Linked DNA regions of Homo sapiens: region 1 is linked to region 2. Evidence: chromatin contacts called from ENCODE Hi-C or POLR2A ChIA-PET data. All regions are on one chromosome and are shown on one strand. Each heading gives the region's core, a stretch centred on a gene start or an enhancer-like site at or near the end of the contact. The rest is flanking DNA. Distances are from core to core; before and after follow the strand shown. Region 1 overlaps DGKE (diacylglycerol kinase epsilon). Region 2 overlaps COIL (coilin).

Region 1 (3,295 bases), core at 305-2,804, 70 kb before region 2:
GTGACCCATGCAGTGTTGGGGGACAAGGAGTTGCTTCAGGAGTTAGTGCAGTGCGCCTCCAAGGGGCAGTGAGCCATGGAGGCGCCTGCCTTCTCACTGCAGTCAATGCAGCCACACTTGTGTATACTGAGTGCTGCTTCAGATCTCAGTAGATAAAATAATTCCACATTTAAAATGATTCTGCTATTTTTTATAAAGGGTTTGAAAGCCACTACTATAATGACTTTGTCACCTAATTGATTTTCTACTAATTTTTACATATTCAGAAACTTCGTGTTTTTTTGGTGGACAGAATATTTTGGAGGTCTCCGTCGCTGTTTAGAATGTGGCCACTTGGCTGTTTCACAGTTTTTAAAGCTATTTTATTGAATAGTAAAGCAGTGAACTTAGCCTTTGTTCTTTGTGTTTCTAATTTAAGCATATAGTCTATTTAATTTTTGATATGTAAATACACATCAATACATATATATTTACCCATGTGGCCCTGTGTAGTCAGTGCATGAGGCTTGCATAGCCCAGAAAGGTACATTCCAGGGTTCTGGGGAAAGAATTTTAAAATGCCATCCTCTAATACAGACGTTTATAAAACTTAAATGAAATGATTGGGCTTAACCATATGCAAGAAAGTCTGCAGAAAATAAATCACCTAGAAACTATAAATAGAAATGTGCTGCTGAGGCTGGGCACGGTGGCTCACACCTGTAATCCCAGCACTTGGGGGGCTAAGGGAGGCGTATCACCTGAGGTCAGGAGTTTGAGACAAGCCTGGTCAACATGGTGAAACGCCGTCTCTACTAAAAATACAAAAAAAATTAGCCAGGTACATTGGCACATGCCTTTAATCCCAGCTAATCAGGAGGCTGAGGCACGAGAATTGCTCGAACCCAGGCGGCAGAGCTTGCAGTGAGCGGAGATCACATGACTGCACTCCAGCCTGGGCAACAGAGCAAGACTCCATCTCAAAAAAAAAAAGGCCGGGCGTGGTGGCTCACGCCTGTAATCCCAGCACTTTGGGAGGCTGAGGCAGGTGGATCACGAGGTCAGGAGATCGAGACTATCCTGGCTAACACGGTGACACCCCGCCTCTACTAAAAATCCAAAAATTTAGCCGGGCATGGTGGCGGGCACCTGTAGTCCCAGCTACTCGGGAGGCTGAGGCAGGAGAATGGCGTGAACCCGGGAGGCAGAGCTTGCAGGGAGGCGGAGCTTGCAGCGAGCCGAGATAGTGCCACTGCAGTGGGGCCTGGGCCAAAGAGTGAGACTCCATCTCAAAAAAAAAAAAAAAGAAAGAAATGTGTTGCTGGTATCAGATATCAGACCAAGAACACTTCAGTCTCTCTAAGGATGCCCTGAGCTACCTCACTGTTAAAGGACGACATCAACACAGAATGCACTAAACAGGAAATAAGCTGTAATCTAGAGAATTTCCATTATGTGTTACTTTTTGGTGACTAACATGGAATGTTGAAAAGGAAGAGCTGGAAAGCTCAGTTGTTTTCCTTGTTCCTCTGACATTGTCCAGGCAAGAGGGCATCCTGATCAGATGAGTAGATTTGGCTGAGAAAAACCCTAGAGTAAGGCAGGCACTTTGTGGAGGTGGATGATGATGGCTCATAAAAACGTTTGTTCTCAGTCCAGTTCAGGGCTCTGCCAGCAGTCTTTCAGATCTGAACTGCTTAAACAAACCCTACAGATAAATTGGCACTCTGATTTGTAATTCTGTTTGTACAAGTTTAGAGCAGCCTAGCTCGAGTCCTCAACCCCAGTCCTCTTAGAAGTGAACTGATTGCACTGGATCCCTAAACCCACAATGTTGAGGACACATGTGATGACTCCACTTGCTCAGCCAGCTGGCCTCTTGCACTTTCCCCTGCCCACCACTTGTAACTACCACTTAATTATCTTGTGTTAATTGCTTTTGTTGTGTTGGGTCTGTATTTTTGTGGTCAGTGCCTGCAGGCAGAAATGTGAAAGCATTTGGTATGTTGAAGATACTTGCTTCTTTTTTAATAAAATTAAAAGTGCAGCACGTAAGTATGATACTGTGTAGTTTTTTGACACAACCATGAGATACAATAAGCAGCTTTGACTTAGTGTCCCAAAAAGTGGTTCTTGGTCTACAGCAGGGCAAACATATATGTGGCAAGTTCTGATCACATACTTTTAGACAGAAAGAATAAAAAATTCATATTGCATGGCTTTTGTAGCCTAAGAGCACAGAATCATACACGTGTGTTAGGAGAAACATTCATTCTCACGCATATAAACTGGCTCCTGGCAGAGTAGAGCAGTAAGTGGGATCAAAGGTGAATTCACCTTATTTTCAGTTGGTAGAGTATGGAAAAATGTATCACTTATTTGAAATACCTGAATGGAAACCCAGCCTCTACTACTGTAACTTAACACTTGTTCTTCCTGAGCCTCAAATTTTCTTTCTCTGTAAGAATGGGAATTAATGCCCACCTACGGGTTGCAAGTGCTTACAGGAGCTGGGCAAGCAACGAAGGTAAGAGTTGTAGAGACTTCGGTAAACTGGAGCACATGATTCCTGGGAAGCAGGCCTAGTGTAAACAATTTATTTTTCTAGAAAAGACAGAAGTTTAGAGTATATGAAATCTAATTTTTAAGTATTGGTTGGCAACTAATTGACTATCGTCTACCATAAGGTTATATGATAATTATTAGGGCAGGAGAGTGAATGCATCTTAATATGCATGGCAGAACTGTGTGTTTCCTTCCATCTGGATTTTCATAAAGCTTTCTGATTTATCAGTAACGATCTGAAAAATGTACTGTGGCATGTAACATCTTTTATTCATTTTATTAGGCATTAGAGGAAGAATATTCTGTAGTCCTGCTTTATTCTGCCATCTTTACCTGGAAATCCATTTTTATAAAATTTTTGTAATAAAAATTCACTTGATCACTTGCCTGCTTTCTTTTAAACAGTGCCAAGCGTAATGCCCCTTGATAATTTACATATATGTGAACGTGGCTGTGATAGCTGCTGATGTTCACACATAGGCCATCTTACATGTAATGATCCATGTTTGGACTTAAACAGCTTCACACATTTATTGTACAGTTAGGTGTCACATGCTTTTACTTTTTATTTTATAATCTGTATTTCTGTGAGGTAGACATTATTGGCTCCATGTTATATACATTGATAGCCCGGAGCTAGAGATTGAACCCAGGCCATCCTCCCCACTGCCTTTCATCATCAACACAACCACCACCAACAGTATTTTAAAAGTGTTAAATATTGGCAGACGTGTCATTGTTCTGAGCACTA
Region 2 (3,539 bases), core at 116-2,615:
AAGACTTTCCTGATAAGATCACATATTTGGCAATATTAACAAATGCAATTTTAAAATATCGCTTAATTAAATGTGTCAAGATTTAGAAGATGACAGGTTTCCAGCAAGTTCTGCTGGTGCAGTATCGTGGTGACTCCTCATGTCCTTCAGTGAGGTAGAGCCATGCCTTCCCAAAGGAGTCTGCTCACAGCCTGAGGGCAGAGTCTGGGGGCTCTTCCTTGGGTGTATATCTCAGCCCCCGGGTAGTAGCTGGTTCTTGTATCTGCTATTCCTGTATTTTGAGTTCTCTTTACTTCTTACTAGCCAGTTCCTCATCACTCCGATCCCAGTGAGAATCAGGAATTCTTTATATTAAACTCTTCCTGTTTGGATCACTATGTGGTTTCTCCCTCCTGATTAGACCTACACTGACATAGCAGGTCTTGTAAGCAAGAGCTGTGAACAGTCAAGTGGGGAGAAAAACACATCAGTGCATTCATTACAATGAAGCGAAGGGCACAAAGGAGAGGTACATGTTCCTGCCTGTCTTGGTTTGTGAACTGCAAAAGGTTGTCAAGCTGACATTGGGGGAAGAAGACTTAAGGAAAAAGTTTGCAACAGCTGCTGTTAAGTATAAAGAAGTGGAAAATTAGAACCAAATGGTATCCACGTGTTGAGTGGGCTAGTTCTTTTGCCTGTGAAAAAGAGTTTTTGTGATGTCATCCCTTCGGAACAGTTGAGGGAGCAGAAAGTGAATGACCCAACAAATCCAGACTTGGAAGTAGCTAAAAAGGAAAGTTAGCAGGTAATTAAGTTACCACCGCAGTGCCCAACAGGAGGACAGCAAAGAAGAGACCAACTGTATCAGTGATATGGTTGGAGTTGGAGAACTTAAGCACTTCAAGACAACGGAAAAATAGTGGCTGGGCGTGGTGGCTCATGCCTGTAATCCCAGCACTTTGAGAGGCCAAGGCGGGTGGATCACCCGAGGTCAGGAGTTTGAGATCAGCCAGGCCAACATGGTGAAACCCCGTCTCTACTAAAAATACAAAAATTAGCCGGGGCGTGGTGGCGGGCGCCTGCAATCCCCGCTACTGGGGAGGCTGAGGCAGGAGAATCACTTGAACCTGGGAGGCAGAGGTTGCAGTGAGCCGAGAGAGATCATGCCACTGCACTCCAGCCTGGGCGAAAGAGTGAGACTTGGTCTCAAAAAAAGAAAAGCATCGCTGGATGTAATGCACTTTTTGTTTTTCTATTCTATTGTATTTTATTTTTCAAAATGCTGGTCATGGTCCCCCTAAATTGACTTCATAATCCTTCTTGGGGACTCTATTCATAGTCTGACAAACACAACAGAGGAAAGGAGTGACTCATAAACTGATAATAATCTGAGAAAAACACACCCTGAGGTCAAAATTTTCCTTTGGTCAATGTTCACTAGTTATCTTAATTTGTTTTCCAAACCCTGGAAGGCAACTGTGCTACACAGAACCCCAGTGCCAAGATCCCACCGTTCACATTACTCTCATCCTTTCGGGAGTAATACTTCTCATTACAAATCAATAAATGCACATTTTGAAACACATTCATGTCATGCAAAGTAAAACTGGCCAGCATCTCCACTGGCACAGTGGCTCCCAGATCAGATGAACTCCACTGAACCAAACTTTGCAACATCAGACTCATCAGTCAAAGCAAACCTTCTTATTACAGAAAATTGTAATCTCTCACGTTATTGTAAAATAAGACAATAATTTGCAATACTCAACATGATAACTCGGTAGAGATGTTTAGTTCAATATGATTTTATTTAAAAATGTGTACAGCTGAAGGAGGGATCTGATCTTTTGTTAAATGAAACCAATTTTCACGGTATATATTTGGCCATTTTAGCTTCGTAGTGAATAATAACAGAAAAGGAAGTTTCTGTTCAAGATCCTCACTCCAGCACACTCAGCCAGGTGCCTGGCAAGATGACACATTTCCTGGTCTGAAGCTCACAGCCAATCCTCTCACTGAAGTGAAACACCAATTCTCCAGGCATACACACACATACGCACATCTTATTTTCACTGCTCTACACAGGGACCTGAGAATCCTTAATTTTAAAGTTGGGAAAAACGTGAAAGGATTCCTTAACTCATTGTCTGCGACAAATCCAACTACCTGTTAACTCTTAACAATTGCAAGTATAAAATACTTGAAATTTACAAGATGCTCCATTTAATGGAACAACTCAAATGCTAAAAAATTAGGTCAAATAACATGCTTTAATATTTTTAAATGTTACTTAAAACTTATTGAGACAAGATACGCAGCACATTCTTGGTATTATAAACTCCTACTGACGACTGCTACTTGATGGCCAAAAACATTTAAAGAAAGAGAAGAAACCATACTGGTATACAACAATATCTGCAGGGAATGTCATGTTTTACATTTTGTTAACTGAAATTAAACCTGACAAAAAAACCAAAGATCTACAAAACCGACACCCATGTCATTTTAAATGATGAGGTAGATTGTTTCCTATGCAGTAAAGTGAAGATAACAAAAAAATCCATACAACTTCCAAATCCTCTTTAAAAAAAAAAAAAAGTTTGGGTTATAGTCACTTTCACAAACAAGACATTCATAAACTATAAGGTGGAGAGGTCATACTCAGGCAGGTTCTGTACTTGATGTGTTACTTGGAGATTCAATAATCAGTCTTGGGTCAATCAACTCTTTCCAAAATACAGTGATCTGAGGAAAAAGACAAAATACCCAGTTTAGGCACTTCATTTTGAGGTCATACCGGTTAATTCAGCCACGTAAATTTTCCGTCTGTGTAGAATGATTGAAGAACGGGAATAATTTGGGTTCCAATAAACTGAGTTCAATTGCAGTATAGTAACTCTTTAGGCCAGGCGCTGTGGCTCACACCTGTAATCCCAGCAATTTGGAAGGCCGAGGGGGAGAAATGCTTGAGCCCAGGAGTTCAAGATCAGCCTGGGAAACCTAGTGAGACCCCATCTCTATTATTTTTTTTAATTAAAAAACAAAACAAAAAAAAAGAGGCCAGGCATGGTAGCTCACGCCTATAATCCTAGCACTCTGGGAGGCCAAGGCAGTCGGATCATCTAAAGTCAGGAGTTCAAGACCAGCCTGGCCAACCTGTGTCTCTGCAAAAATACAAAAATTAGCCGGGCATGGTGACGCATGCCTGTAGTCCCAGCTACTCGGAAGGCTGAGTCAGGAGAATCGCTTGAACCCAGTAGGTGGAGGTTGCAGTGAGCGGAGATCGCGCCACTGCACTCCAGCCTGGGTGACAGAGTGAAACTCTGTGCTGGGAAAATAAATAAATAAATAAATAAATAACTCATTTACTTAGAATGAAGCTAAATTTTACATTAAACATATTTCATCTTTCTTTGATTAAGAGCAGGAGATGCAGGGGTTGCGGGAGGGAGTAGCTCCCCCAACCCCTGCATTTGATTTGCCCTGTGGACAGGTGGCCTGGAGACCTTCTGGCAACTAGACATGGTCCAGATGGGTATCATTAGGCTGCTGATGCCCTT

What was found. Hi-C counts contacts between places; a loop is a spot of excess contacts on that map. ChIA-PET counts read pairs that join two places held with the same protein, here RNA polymerase II (POLR2A). Pooled maps may share reads with other maps.
Region 1: a loop to region 2 is called in a map of endothelial cell of umbilical vein, with 7 times the contacts of the local background. The contact joins two enhancer-like sites. A Hi-C loop is called at or near these places in 4 of 168 maps with a recorded cell type or tissue (Caco-2, endothelial cell of umbilical vein, heart left ventricle and 1 more) and 7 of 50 pooled maps. POLR2A ChIA-PET finds 5 or more read pairs at or near these places in 3 of 52 experiments (H1, activated T-cell and naive thymus-derived CD4-positive, alpha-beta T cell).

Annotation. Positions count from the first base shown.
Region 1 is chr17:56,866,642-56,869,936 of GRCh38, forward strand. DGKE (diacylglycerol kinase epsilon) reads left to right here. Exons shown (of 12, transcript NM_003647.3): 12 at 1-2,926. The region is part of intron 1 of LOC124904037 (a long non-coding RNA gene); the gene reads right to left. Among named protein-coding and RNA genes, the nearest start is that of MIR3614, 23 kb to the right of the region's middle. Within about 2 kb of position 1,555, at least 2 of the 41 ENCODE cell types and tissues checked have a DNase peak (open chromatin) inside an H3K27ac peak, as active enhancers do; they include endothelial cell of umbilical vein, where a contact is called at or near this core.
Region 2 is chr17:56,936,431-56,939,969 of GRCh38, forward strand. COIL (coilin) reads right to left here. Exons shown (of 7, transcript NM_004645.3): 7 at 1,769-2,724. The coding sequence ends at 2,641. Among named protein-coding and RNA genes, the nearest start is that of COIL, 23 kb to the right of the region's middle. Within about 2 kb of position 1,366, at least 2 of the 41 ENCODE cell types and tissues checked have a DNase peak (open chromatin) inside an H3K27ac peak, as active enhancers do; they include endothelial cell of umbilical vein, where a contact is called at or near this core.